2 separate regions of the Homo sapiens genome follow, and region 2 is linked to region 1. Evidence: chromatin contacts called from ENCODE Hi-C or POLR2A ChIA-PET data. All regions are on one chromosome and are shown on one strand. Each heading gives the region's core, a stretch centred on a gene start or an enhancer-like site at or near the end of the contact. The rest is flanking DNA. Distances are from core to core; before and after follow the strand shown. Region 1 has its middle 41 kb from the start of MAP1LC3B2. Region 2 holds the start of LINC03088 (long intergenic non-protein coding RNA 3088).

Region 1 (7,534 bases), core at 2,124-4,623:
CGTACCAAGAGTCTCAAGCCATACCCTTTGACCCATTAAACCTACTTTTAGGAAGTTTTTCTAAAGAAATAATCAGAGAGATAATCAAATGTCTAGGTGCAAGGAAATTTATTGCAGTGCTATTTATATTAGCAAAAAGAAAAGGGGAAGGGGATGGCCCTTCTCTGTTCAACTGACTTATGATCAAGACAGCATCCATCAATATATCCATCCATCCATTCAATCATTCATTAATTCATTCAGCAAATAGTTATTGAGTACCTACCATATGCTTGGCCCTATGAGGGATTTCCAATTCAGTGATTAGATAATTTATAATATACCTATATAACGGATTATTATCCAGACAATAAAATGAATTTTCCCAAAATATTAAATAAATTATTTGTTTATTTATTTTTATTTTTATTTTTTGAGATGGAGTCTCACTCTGTCACCCAGGCTGGAGTGCAGTGGAGTGATCTCAGCTCACAGCAACCTCTGCCTCCCGGGTCCAAGTGATTCTTCCACCTCAGCCTCCCGAGTAGCTGGGATTACAGGCGTGTGCTGCCACATTTGTCTAATATTTGCATTTTCAGTATAGATATGGTTTTAGCATGTTGGCCAGGCTGGTCTCAAACTCCTGACCTCAAGTGATCCACCTGCCTTGGCCTCCCAAAGTGCTGGGGTTACAAGCATAAGCCACCACACCTGGCCTTAAACAATTTTTTTAAATGCTTAAAATGTAATGTTGAAAACAAATACAGGCGGGATGCAGTGGCTCATGCCCTTTGGGAGTGAGCCACCAGCACCCAGCACTTTGGGAGGACAAGGTGGGCAGATCACCTGAGGTCAGGAGCTCGAGACCAGCCTGGGCAACATGGTGAAACCCCGTCTCTAATAAAAATACAAAAAATTAGCTGAGTGTGGTGGCAGGCGCCAGTAATCCTAGCTACTTGGGAGGCTGAGGCAGGACAATTGCTTGGACCCAGGAGTCAGAGGTTGCAGTGAGCCAAGATCGCACCTGTGTACTCTAGCCTGGGTGACAGAGTGAGACTCTGTCTCAAAAAAAAGAAGAAATACAATATGAAATTTTATATATTAGATGGTCTTATCATTTTAAATGTATATACATACATACACACACACAGGAAAAAACACATGGTGATAAGTTTCAGTGACTTAATTCTTCCTTTATTTTTCTGTATTAATGAAGTTTTTTACACTGAGCACATCCAGAAAACAAAGTTATCAGAGTTATTTTTTCTGGGTTGTTTGAAAGTTTTTACAATGAACATGAATTATATAATTAGAAAAGAATAAAGCTATTGTCACTGAGAATAAACTAAAACCAAGAAAATCAATTAAACCTTCAGGTTGGTTCATACATTCTTTTATACCTATTATGTACCAGGCAGTGTGCTGGAGATGACAAAGATACAGGCTCCCATCTCTAGACATTCATGCTAATAGGTAATTGTCCTAAGTTCTATGAGTGTATATGTGGTGCTGTATGAGCACAGAAGAAAGAATTTTTGCCTGGGTTTATGGAGGGCAGGGGACAGGAATGAGGTCTCTGAATCAGTGGCACTGGAGAGGGTTTTGAAGGCAGAGAGGTAAGGACATGGAATATAGGCAAGGACTTGGGTCTCATCATGGAACAGTGAGAGAGGCAGGGTCTCCAGGGATTCCTGAACGTAATCCCATGAAGTTCTGGAATCACCGAGGTCTGAGAACCAGATGCAGCCCACAGACCTGTTTTGTCTGACCTGCATTGTTTTACAGCTTGGACCATGTCTCATAAAACTCCAGATTCCTGGCTTCTTAAACATCTGGCAATACTGTCCCAATTCCTTCCAGGCCATGAGCAGCTGGGACTGAGAGGCAACCACGCCCTCGGACCCATCCCCCACTTCACTCCCTTATCTTATGTCTGACTCTATAGGCATTCAGTTAATGATTCCTGACCTCCCCCAGCCCACCACCCTTGTACAGATAAGGAAATTGAAACCCAGGGAGATACGCATCTCGTTCAATGGCACCACTGCATTGTGACTGAGCCAGGAGTCTTTACCCCAAACCAAGCCAGACTCAAAGCCGCTGCTTCTTCCTTTATGTGGTCCCAGTTAAACTCCTGGCCTTGGCTCTCTGGGTAAAGAGAAAACATAATCCTAACCATCTTCATGACTGATTGGCAATATTTTCACTGTGACTTTTCCTCCAGAGACATGTAAAGATATCACCGTGAGTTTGTAAGATAATCTTTCCTTTAGAGTTCTGCTGTTCCTTGTCATTTTGCCCGTGAGGATGGCCTGTTGGCCGCACGGGGACGACAGTCAAGAGAGAACCGTGACCTTGTTTGCATTGCGTTGCTGATACACACGAGTCTTTGAAACAGGCCATCCATGAGCCTCACAACCTCCTGGCATAGCAGGTATTAATTACTGTTCACCACTTATTGGAGGAGGAAACGGACGTTCCAAGATATTAAATGGCTTGTTCAAGGTCACACAGCTCATGAACGACTGGTTCCAAAGCTCCCTGCCCTCTCCACCGCGCCTGGCCGCTCAGAGCCCATGATGAAGTGATTTGGGTAGAGCGAGGTCAGGCCACATCTGTTAACCAAGTAGCCAGTCCTGGGCTTAAAAATTATTTGTTTCCAACTCTTTTTCTCTTTTCCGTCCCCGTATTGACAGGAACAGCTGTCTTCTTTTTAAAAGGGCTACTTCCATCTCTTTCATTTTATTGTTTCCACGTCTTTGATTGTTTTGGAACAAGTCCGATGGTGGAGACGGAACAGGGAGATCACGAAGACAGCCTCTCCTTTAAAAAATGACCATGATCTCACGCCTCCTCCCAACCCAGTGGAAACTGGAGCACCGCTCAAGGAGACGCTGCTGTCACAGGATCCTGCTTACGGGCACGAAAGCTGGGAAATTTCAGAGCCAATCTGGGCCAGGGGAGGCTGGAGCTCGTGAGCTGGGCTGGAAATGATTCTTCCAGACTGCAGAGAAGACAGTGGCCTGCCCGCCGGCCGGCCTGCCTGCCCTCCCCGAGGCCAACAGGAAATCCCAGAATTTATAGATGACCCCGTTACAAGGCAAGTGTTTTGGAACAAATTGTTCTTCTTTTAAAGCCTTGTTTTCCACTAGTTTTTCTTTCTGGAGTCCAACCGCAACCCCCACGCCCCCCACCCCGCCCCACCCACCCACCCTTTCCACCTTCCCGGTGTCCTTGTTAAACCGGGGCCATGGCGCCACCTGCTGCCTGTCGTGGGCAGCGGGACTCTGCCGGGATCCGGTCTTGGGTCCTCCCCCCACCTCCCTTGTCCCAAAATGGGTGGGAGAGTGACTTTCTGGCTCCTGTCCCGAGGAGGGTTTGTATAAAGATCACGTATCAAGCCTCAAGAGAACTGCTTCCGTAGTTACGTGACCTAAAGACTCATGGCAAACTCTTCCCCCGTCACTTGTCCTCCAGGAGAGCCAGAGCTGGCTGGCAGAAAAGGCAAGTCAGATGGCATCACCATCCAAGGCCAGGTCTCCACTCCCTGAAAACCAAGTATGCCAGCTTTGAACAACCATGTCAACCCAATGAGCCTTGATTTCTTCAGTACCCTCTGTAGCCAATTTGCTAGGTGGTATGGAAAATGGATATGCGTGTGCCTGGCCCATGGAAGGGGCTTAATCAACGTCTGCATCCTTTCTCTCCTATTTGGAATATTCCTTATTGGGAAGGAATAGCTTGGAGGGTCTTAGAGGTGAAGGCCAGACCTCAGAAAACTGGTATATTTATCTCCTTATAAGAATGTAAGCTTCAGCACTTTGGGAGGCCAAGGCGGGCAGATCATCTGAGGTCAGGAGTTTGAGACCAGCCTGGCCAACATGGAAAAACTCCATCTCTACTAAAAATACAAAAATTAGCCAGGCATGGTGGTGCACACCTGTAATCCCAGCTACTCGGGAGGCTGAGGCAGGAGAATCGCTTGAACCAGGAGGTGGAGATGGTAGTGAGCCGTGTACCACTGCACTCTAGCCTGGTCAACAGAGCAAGATTCTCTGTCTCAAAAAAAAGAGTAAGCTTCAAGAGGGTAGGCCACCCCAGTGCAGATAACAAGCCTCAGCAAAGCAGTAAAGGAGCACAGGCTTGAAGTCCTTACACCCCAGCACCCGCTCAGGAGCTAAGTGACCTTGGGCAAGCTCAGTGTCCTTACTTGTGTCTGGGGATAGTAATAGTAATCATACCTCAAAGGGTGGCTGTCGCGCATTGAAATGAGAGAGGGCACGTAAATAATTTAGCAATGGGACTTGTAGGTAGAAAGTGTAGGATTGTAGAGACAACTCTAGCTATAATCATTATTATGAGATGACCACAGTGTCTGACATATAAGCATTTAATGAATATCTGAAAAACAAATGAATGAAAACCTCATAGAAAATAGGTCAGAAGACTTTGCTTAGTTCCATTTCAGCCACCAACTTGCTATGAGACATGAAATACCCCTGTGCCTGCTCTTCCCCATCCAGAAACCTTTCTTTATTGAGGATAAGACTCTCTGATCGGCACCTCAGTTTTCCCACCTGTCAAATGGGCACGACATTCATCTTACCTGTTGCTCAGAGATATGGAGGGGATCTGTTGAGGCATGTATGTGAAGCTGCTTTGAAAAGTTTAAAGAGTAGGCTGGGCATGGTGGGCTCATGCCTGTAATCCGGAACTTGGGAGGACAAAGTGGGAGGATCGCTTGAGTCCAGGAGTTTTAGACCAGCCTGGGCAACATAGTGAGATCTCTCTCTACATAGAAAAATACTTTTTTAAAAATAAAATTTAAAAATAAAGAGTAAAGGAAGGAAGGGAGTCTTTATTTTCTTTTAGGGTGGTTCCATGTGTCTGGTGGCTTTGCCCTTCCCTGAACGGGTGCCTGGGGCTCTCTGGAACAAATGGTGTCCCTCCTGACACCAAGTGGTAGTCATATCTGAGCCCCAACTCACTGGCAGCAACATCTGGTGAGTCTGACAATACAAACCCTAGGCAAATTAACTCCTTCACTACTGGCACAAGTTGAGCACACTCCAAGAGTGGGTTTCCTCTCTAGAAAAGCTCTTTTTCCAACCCAAAGGGCATAGGAAAGTGCATGGTGGGTCTCAGGCATGGTGACTAATTGGGGTGACTCACAGCTAGAGGGAGGTGGATCAGGAAGCAAGACTCAGGCCAACTTAGGCACTGTAGAGAGGTGTTTCAATCCAGTTCAGTGGGCCCTGGGGAGCCATAGAGGAGTCATAAGCAGGGGAGAAAGATATCCAGAAAGAGACTTCAGGCAACACCATGAGGGGTAACTGACAGCTAGGACTACAAAGCTCATCCTGTGCCATGCGGCCTAGAGTTAGGGTGACCAACTCTCCTGGTTTGTCTGAGACAAAGGGAGCATCTGGGACATAGGATCTTCAGTTTTAAAACAATGAAGTCCCAGGGTGACTTGGTCACCCTGTTCCAGTGTGAATAGCATCTCCTGGAGTTGTGCAATATAGTGACGTTGGCTCTGTAATCCATACTTCCCCGCCCCCCAACCTCCTCTCTCGCCCTCAAAAATACCGCTCTCCTTTGTCCCATTTCCTCTCAATTCTATTCTGCTGAGCTACAACTAGTTTAGCGGATTAACACATTGGAATGGATTGCATGCTTATCCCTTCCAGGTAATATTGTGCATTTAAACAAAGGTCTCCTGCAGATGATGTTTTAACCCAATGGAGTGACTCTGACAGTTAAACATTTAGCTCATGAGAGATGAGGAAGATTTGAGGGGTCAGTGGGGGAGTTTCCATGTCACCCACATCACATCCTGTCAGCAACTGTCTATTTTACCTTGCATGGAGTGGGCGCTGTCTTCCTGGATCTCAGCTCACCAGCCTGCCCTGCCAAGCAAACCTGCAGGAGCCTGAGCTGCTTAAATATTCTGTAAATAATGCTGACTCCAGAACTTTGAAGATAGACTCACAGAATCACAGCAATAGGATCACAGAATGTCAGAGGAGAAACAGATGCTAGACATCATACAGTCCAGGGTCAGAAAATACACTGCACTCACATTGCCTCTTCCCCCTGCTGTGCCCATGGCAGACATCACTAATCAATCATGACATTGTCTAGCTGAGCTTGTTTGGAGCCTTAGAATACTTTGAGGCATTCAGGGAAGCAGCTATCCATGATCTTGGATCTACTAATTGTAGCTAAGGTTTATTGAATACACTTACAACATTCTTTTTCCCACATCCTTTTTCATTATCATCACCTAAGTCACCGACTGTTTGCCAGGCACTTTATATCAGGATTTCTCAACTTCAGCATCACTGATTTTTTTTCTTTTCTTTTTTGAGATGGAGTCTCGTTCTGTTGCCCAGACTGGAGTGCAGTGGCACAATCTCGGCTCACTGCAACCTCCACCTCCCGGGTTCAAGCAATTCTCCTGTCTCAGCCTCCAGAGTAGCTGGGATTGCAGGTGTCCATCACTACAACCAGCTAATTTTTGTATTTTTGTAGAGACAGGGTTTTGCCATGTTGGCCAGGCTGGTCCTGAACTCCTGACCTCAAGTGATCTGCCCACCTTGGCCTCCCAAAGTGCTGGGATTACAGGCATGAGCCACTGCTCCTGGCCATCATCATTGGTATTTGGGCTGGATGATTCTTGGTGTTGGGAGGCTGCCCTGTAGGATGTTTAGCAGCATCCTTGGCCTCTATCCACAAAATGCCAGTAGCACCCCCTCCCCCTAAGCTGTAACAACAAGCACTGTCTCCAGACATCACCAAATATCCCCTTGGGTGTAGGAGTAGAGAGGGGGCAAAGTTGCTCCCGGTTGAGAGCTACCAGTTTCCAAATTATCTCTCATCTTCACCACATTCCTCTAGAGCAGATTTTTCTGGATTTTTATTTTACAGATGAAGAAACTGAGGCCAAGAAGGAGCTCAAGATGAACTGGTAACAAAAGCAGGATGCCGAGCTCCAGTTCCCCTCTTAGGCCGGGAAATTCCACTTGGTTCATTGTCTTCAGCAGCAAACTGCCCGGGGCAGGGGTTGGGGGGTGGGGGAAGACTAGAACCTGTGAGGCTGAGAAAAACCAGATGCCTGATGGATGCTTCCACATAGGACCAGGGCGCTGGAGGTAAATGGGGCCTGGTGCCGTGTGGCGAACGTTGAGGGCTCTTTCCCATCCTGCAAATGGCTCTGGGTGTGGAGACAGCCCAGGGAAGAGGCTGTCTGGGACCATATGGCGCTTGCCAGTGGCACTGAGGCTGTTAGAGACAGCGGTGGCAATCCCACTAATAATACTCCCTTCTCTCCAACATTGACAAGACTCTCCCCACTTCATGGGAAGCACATGAAATCTGGCCTTTTGCCTCCAGAGATTTGGGATTGAAAGCCTGACAGTTTGGACGTACAGCCCGTGGGCAATGTTACCCTTCTCCGGGGCTTGTGTCTGTGCCAAGAATTCCTAACAAAGGAAGAAAAGATTAATTAATTTAAAAAACCCATAAAAAATGCTCATGAAACTGACTAGTAAGA
Region 2 (6,995 bases), core at 2,549-5,048, 62 kb after region 1:
GTTGTGAACCCCTTAAAACTGTATCTGATCTTTTGTGTGTATATTCATGGCTTCCTATCCTATTTTAAAAGATTGAAAATCACCGCATAGTAAAAGCAACACTGTCTTTTTAACGAAAATGTCTGTGTTTAAATCCCAGCTCTACACCTGTCGATTGAAGTAACCGGGGGCAGACCATTTAAGTCATGTGAAAGCTCTGTAGATGGCTGTCATGGGATCTTACTAAATTGTCTGCATGAAAGCCCTTGTAGGCTACAAAGCATGGAATTCCAGTATGTTCTCTCTCAAGAACCTCAGCCAGGGGCCCCTAGACAATCACATTTGCTCTTTTCACCTTCCCCATCACTGCATAAGGTCTGCGCAAGTGATTCCCATTCTACACATGCGAACACTGAGGCCAAGGTAGGTGATTGAGTGTCCCTGAGGTCACAGGATCAATGACTGAAAGAAGCTGAACCTTGAAGGTAGAAAGGAGGGGAATTAAAAGAAGAAAAATAAAAACAAGAAACAAAATCATGCTTCTTTGTTGTCCTTCTGGAACTCAGACTCTGAGTGAGTTAGGTGGAGTTCTGGAATGTTTTGCAAGACGAAGATAGCTTTCCCATTCTGTCGCGTTCTTGCTCTCCTCTGACGCCCACCTGCTTGTTGCTTTCTGCTGGTGTCTCACCTTCTGCAGGCGAGGAGCGCATGAGAGTCGGGCTGGGTGAAACCGGGGCTCCATCTGCCTGCGTGCTTTCTGGGGATGTCTGAAGGTAACTTTGTGCTGGCGCCCCTTGCCAGGAAGCTGAGAAGCCTTCTGCAGCGCCACCCGGCTCCCATCCCCTCTCCGCGGAATAAGCTGGTACCAAAGCCAGCCCCTGGTGCCGCTCAACCAGATGGCAGGGGAAGCAAAACAAAAGTGACCTTGTTAGCAGAATGTGTCTTCCCCGGGAGAAGCTATTTTTGTTGTGGTTGTGAACTGAAGTCGTCTCAGCTGAATTCTCCTTCCCTGCGAGGGCTGTGGAATGTTAATTTGTTCCAAAGTTCAGTATTTTGATTAGAACCAGGAGTGCCAGATTTTGTCAGAAACATTTTGGAATGGGGTAGGCTCACACACACTCTCTCTCTCTTTCTCTCTCACTCTCTCTCTTGGCCGCTGTACAAAGTAAATGTTGTTGCAGCAGCTGCCCTGGGGGAACAGCCCATTGCAAATCGGAGCCGGGGGTGAACCGGCTCCTCCCTGTTGCCGTGACCTTATTGCCATAGAGGCACCCAGACTAGGGACAAAAGTGGAGACACCCTTTCAATTGGAGAGAACAAAGAGCCCAGCACAGAACCTGGAACGGAGGGGTCCTCAGGAAACACGTGTGAGCTGAAAAAAAGAATGAAGCCAGGCGCGGTGGCTCACGCCTGTAAACCCAGCACTTTGGGAGGCCAAGGCAGGTGGATCACAAGGTCAGGAGTTCAAGACCAGCCTGGCCAAGATGGTGAGACCTCGTCTCTACTAAAAATACAAAATTAGCCGGGCCTGGTGGCGGGCGCTTGTAATCCCAGCTATTTGGGAGGCTGAGGCAGAGAATTGCTTGAACCCGGGAGGCAGAGGTTGCAGTAAGCCGAGATTGCACCATTTCACTCCAGCCTGGGTGGCAGAGCAAGACTCCATCTCAAAAAAAAAAAAAAAAAAAAAAAAGAAAGAAAAGAATGAACTTCCCCCAAGATGTAGCGCTCAGAGTTTCTGCAACCCAGAGGTCATGTCCAAAGGGAATTATCAGAGTTCTAGATTCTGAGAACTCTATTTCTCTTTTTTCTTTTCTTTTTTAACATTGTAATTTACTTTTTTTTTTTTTTTTTTTTAGGGACAGGGTCTCCCTGTATCACCCAGGCTTGAGCGCAGTGGCATGCTCACAGCTCACTGCAGCCTCAAACTCCTGGGCTCCAGTGATCCTCCGTCCTCAGCCTCCTGAGTAAAGGGGACTACAGGCATGCATCGCCATGCCTGGCTAAATTTTTTTATTTTTTGTAGAAATGAGGTCTTGCTCTGTTGTCCTGGCTGATCTCAAACTCCTGGCCTCAAACAATCCTCCTGCTTTGACCTCCTTTGGATTACAGGTGTGAGCCATGGCACCCAGCCTGGTTCTCTTTTTCTGACCGCTTCTCTCTCTCAATGAGTTATTAAGCCAAGTCATGCATGACTATTTTCTGAATCACAAAACGAACACAGATAAGATGAAAGTGCCTCTGATCTCTACTCCAATCCTAGCCCTCTGGTCCTTCTCAGAGGTAATCAGATGCCAATGCCACACCACAGCCTCACCAGAGCTTGATAACATCAAACCTATCATTTGTTGTCGGTCTGGTGGGTGAAAAGTGTTTTTTGTTGTCTTCTTTTGTAGCATAGTATAGTAGTTAGGAGTATGGAATTTGAATGCGGGTTGCCTGGGGTCTAATCCTGGCCCTGGAGTAGCCAGAGGAGGAGCAACTGTGTGGACAACTGAACCTGGCTGAAAGTCAGCTTCGCGGTGTCTGGACCAGGAATGATGGCAGAAGTTATGTTCCAGGGTGGTCGTGAGGATCGCTGCATGAACTAGAGCGTGCTAAGTGCTCAGAGCAGGCTGGCCGGCACAAGCGTTCTGCAGGGGTTTGTTTTTATCATTGCCGCTATCATTTCCCCAATCACTTAGGACTCTGGGCACCCCCACCCCCCACCTTCACTTTCAGTTCAGTGTTGACAGTTTCCCACGTTTCCCAGTCTCCCAGCACTAAGGCTGGGAAATAACCGGGAAGCAGTGAATTCCTGGTTCTGTTTCTGCCTCTTACAGTGAGAGGTGACAGCGTACTGGCAGCCCTGCAGCCCTTGCTCGCTCTCGGCGCCTCCTCGGCCTTGGCGCCCACTTTGGCCGCACTTGAGGAGCCCTTCAGCCCGCCGCTGCACTGTAGGAGCCCCTTTCTGGGCTGGCCAAGGCCGGAGCCGGCTCCCTCAGCTTGCAGGGAGGTGTGGAGGGAGAGACGCAGGTGGGAACCTGGGCTGCGCGCGGTGCTTGCGGGCCAGCGCGAGTTCCGGGTGGGCGCGGGCTCGGCAGTCCCCGCACTCGGAGCCGCCGGCCAGCCTGCAAGCCCCGGGCAGTGAGGGGCTTAGCACCTGGGCCAGCAGCTGCTGTGTTCGACTACTCGCCATGCCTTAGCTGCCTCCCCGCGGGGCAGGGCTCGGGACCTGCAGCCCGCCATGCCTGAGCCTCCCCTCCCGGCCGTGGGCTCCTGCGCAGCCCGAGCCTCCCCGACGAGCGCTGCCCCCTGCTCCACGGGGCCCAGTCCCATCGACCACCCAAGGGCTGAGGAGTGTGGGCACACGGCGCAGGACTGGCAAGCAGCTCCACCTGCGGCCCAGTACGGGATCCACTGGGTGAAGCCAACTGGGCTCCTGAGTCTGGTGGGGACTTGGAGAACCTTTATGTCTAGCTAAGGGATTGTAAATACACCAATCGGCACTCTGTATCCAGCTCAAGGTTTGTAAACACAACAGTCAGCACTCTGTGTCTAGCTCAGGGTTTGTGAATGCACCAATCGACACTCTGTATCTAGTTACTCTGGTGGGGACTTGGAGAACCTTTGTGTCCACACTCTGTATCTAGCTAATCTAGTGGGGACGTGAACTTTTGCGTCTAGCTCAGGGATTGTAAACGCACCAATCAGCACCCTGTCAAAACGGACCAATCAGCTCTCTGTAAAACAGACCAATTGGCTCTCTGTAAAGTGGACCAGTCAGCAGGATGTGGGTAGGGCCAGACAAGAGAATAAAAGCAGGCTGCCGGAGCTGGCAGTAGCAATTGGCTGGGGTGTTTTTCCGCTCTGTGGGAGATTTGTTCTTTCGCTTTTTGGGTCCACGCTGCGTTTGTGAGCTGTAACACCGTGAAGGTCTGCAGCTTCACTCCTGAAGTCAGGCGAGAAGACTACGAACCCACCTGGAGGAACGAACAACTCCAGACTCGCCGCATTAAGAGCGGTAACACCGCGAAGGTCTGCAGCTTCACTCCTGAGCCAGCGAGATCACGAACCCACCGGAAGGCTGTAACATATCTGAACATCAGAAGGAACAAACTCCGGACAGGCCGCCTTCAGGAACTGTAACACTCACCGCGAGGGTCCGTAGCTTCATTCTTGAAGTCAGTGAGACCAAGAGCCCACCAATTCCGGACACAACAGGACACACTGCGGCTTCTCCTGGCTTTTTCAAAGTTCAGCCCAAGAGGAAGAGAGACCTAATTAATACCCAGGAGATGGTGGTGTTTATTTTTTCCAGCTGGGACAACTAAGGCCCCGAGAGGAGAAAGGGACTATCCGGGGTACAGAGGCCACTGAGTCAGAGCTAGGACCAACATATCACCAGCTCTCCCTCTTCAGCGCAGACCCCAACTCACCAGCGGTGGCTTCCTGAAGAGCTGGGTTAAGGAGGATTCTGAGGTGCAGCAGAGCTCGCTAAGAGGCTGACGGGTAAGGGGTGCTGCGCTGTGAGCACAGGAGCCAGGTGGGTGTTGCCTGCCATCCCCTCTACCTCTCCCTCTTCTCTCTGCCACCTCGGTTTTTCTCCATCCTTTCACTCACCCCCGACCCGCCATTGTTTCACCTGCCTGGAAATGGCACCCTTCGTTGAGAGTAAGGATAGGGCCTCTGCTGTGCCCAGGCCACGTTTCTGGGCCTCTTTTTTCCTCTCCCAGGTCTGAAGGGGCCTCAGTTTGGGGTTCTTAAGGGCCCAGAGACCTGTGAACAGTTGCTCCCTCCCCTACTTAGTGGCCCACGTGGAACTCAAGAGTATCCCGCTCCGTGGCTGTTCAGAAATGCAGCAGCACAGCCCCCAGGCAGCAATCGTTCAGGAGCGCTGGGAAGCCCACAGCCAGCCTGAGCCCTCCGAGATGCCTCTAGACTCTGGGCCCGGGATCAATACTTGGGAGGGGGAGAGCAGATGTGAATGCGATGCGGGCACACGCACAGCGTGCTGCTGGAGGCCCAGCTCAGAGGAGCTGGGCCAGCCTCCCCCGCCCTCTCCTTTCTCCTTGCCTTGCGGGGGCCAAGAGGGCTGTGGAGGGCTCTGCTGGAGTCTGCCATCTGCTGCTGAAAACATCTGCGCTTGCTGCCTTCCACGCAGACGAGCTGTCCGTCCTTCCTCCTCCCCCTCTTCCGCCAAGGCTATTCAGACGGGCGTGCAGGCTGCGGGCAGAGGTCAGGAAGCTCCCCGGCCTGTCCAGGCACGAGACAGCAGGCACTGCCTCTTTGGTACCTAGGCAGCTGTGTCTGCGAGTCCCTGGCTCTCTCCCAGGTGCCCTGCTTTAAGAAAATCCAATAGGAACAAAGTCCTGTTTGCAAAGTGGACACCTGCGGGCAATGTATGTCTCTGTCTGCATTGCACAGAGATCATCCTGAGCGATTCAATGATTTTTTCTCTCTGTGGGTTCTAAGTTCTTAACCAGAAAAGGAGATGTTAATTGAATCACCTGGGAGGTTTTTCAACATGCACCCGGCCAGTCCCCATGTTTCCCACTCTCAGACAAAACAGGTTTGGGGAGAAGAGTTTGTTGAAAGAGGTCCCTAGCACCCAGTGTTGCTGACAGATCCCCTCCCCACCTCTCCCTGCTCTGCTACCCTTGCGCATTTCAGCTTTTATTTAAAAGTCAGTAACTACCTACAGTGGAGGAGGGGGCTTTAAAGCTGAACTGTTCTATCTCACTATGAATTAAAGATCAGTTAGAAATGAAATTTCAACACCCAAGAAAAGAATAGGTACATTTATTAGAAAATGGGAGTGCTGTATATTTAAATTTTTAAAATGTATACAGATTAGGTCCATAATTCATTGTTTCTATAAAATCATATCTGTGGCAAGCCCCTGCCTCCACAGAAACAATTTTATTTCATAGAGCAATCTATTTGTAAGCATGGAAGGACCATTATAGATCCTAACAGTGTCCTTTAAGAATGAGGACACAGAGTTGACCCACTTCTCCTAGTATATGTTGGAATTCCAAATTCTATCGGTTTATTTACTCATTTATTGAGACGGAATGTTGCTCTGTCGCCAAGCCTGGAGTGCAGTGGCGCAATCTCTGCTCACTGCAACCTTTACCTCCCAAGTTCAAGCGATTCTTCCACCTCAGCCTCCCGAGTAGCTGGGACTACAAGTGCGTACGTCATCGTGCCCAGCCAATTTCTTTTGTATTTTTAGTAGAGACAGGTTTTCACCATGTTGGCCAGGCTGGTCTCGAACTCCTGACCTCAAGTGATCCACCCGCCTCAGCCTCCCAAAGTGCTGGGATTACAGGCGTGAGCCACCGCACCCGGTCTCTATCAAGTTTATTTGTTTGTATCCACATGGAAAAGGTAAGCCCCCTTCTGCTCACAGGTACTATGTCTGCTTTGCTCACTGCTATATCCCCAGTGCCCAGAATGGTGTTTGTTGAATGAATGAATGAGCACATAGACAGGTCTACTGGTGGCTGTTGCATTGCAGGGATCTGTGAGAATGCACTGATGCGTACATCTGTGTCATTTTAATATGTCCACTTCTGTGCATGTCTGCATTACTAATGCATGTTTTTATGGATCGAGCATTCATTCTTAGAGATGACCTAAATATACATTCAATGCCGCCAGCTAAGAATTCTACCGAGGCTTCATGCATTGTTATTATATGTTATATGTTACAAATAAGGATACAAGGCATATATATTAAGCTTTCAAATCTTGGAAAATTAGTTCTGGAAGATGTTCTGAGAAGCAAATATTCCATGGTCAAATGAGTTTTGGAAATTCAGGATTAAAGAAAATGAAGTAAGTCTCTAAATATGGAATGTCTCAGAGACTTTAAATGCCAGAGTGTGCAGTGACTCTCTGAATATGGAAAGACTATACAGCTTTTTTTTTCTCTTTTCTTTTTTTTTTTTTTTTCTGCGCCTGGCCAGAATATACAGCATTTTTCAAACTCATTTGACTTTGGGACCCTTCTGGATCTCTCTTTTGGGGAGGAT

Evidence for each region. Hi-C counts contacts between places; a loop is a spot of excess contacts on that map. ChIA-PET counts read pairs that join two places held with the same protein, here RNA polymerase II (POLR2A). Pooled maps may share reads with other maps.
Region 2: a map of lower lobe of right lung shows a loop between it and region 1 (2.8-fold over the local background). The contact joins the promoter of LINC03088 here to the enhancer-like site in region 1. A Hi-C loop is called at or near these places in 4 of 168 maps with a recorded cell type or tissue (PC-9, lower lobe of right lung, ovary and 1 more) and 6 of 50 pooled maps. POLR2A ChIA-PET finds 5 or more read pairs at or near these places in 2 of 52 experiments (A673 and HEK293).

The regions. Positions count from the first base shown.
Region 1 is chr12:116,596,589-116,604,122 of GRCh38, forward strand. No RefSeq gene overlaps it. Among named protein-coding and RNA genes, the nearest start is that of MAP1LC3B2, 41 kb to the left of the region's middle. Within about 2 kb of position 3,374, at least 28 of the 41 ENCODE cell types and tissues checked have a DNase peak (open chromatin) inside an H3K27ac peak, as active enhancers do; they include lower lobe of right lung, ovary and thyroid gland, where a contact is called at or near this core.
Region 2 is chr12:116,657,746-116,664,740 of GRCh38, forward strand. It overlaps LINC03088 (long intergenic non-protein coding RNA 3088), which reads left to right and starts at 3,799. Exons shown (of 2, transcript XR_007063473.1): 1 at 3,799-4,501. It overlaps LOC124903028 (a long non-coding RNA gene), which reads right to left and starts at 5,084. Exons shown (of 3, transcript XR_007063474.1): 1 at 4,395-5,084; 2 at 3,939-4,201; 3 at 1-997. RefSeq lists enhancers at 784-1,287, 5,023-5,647.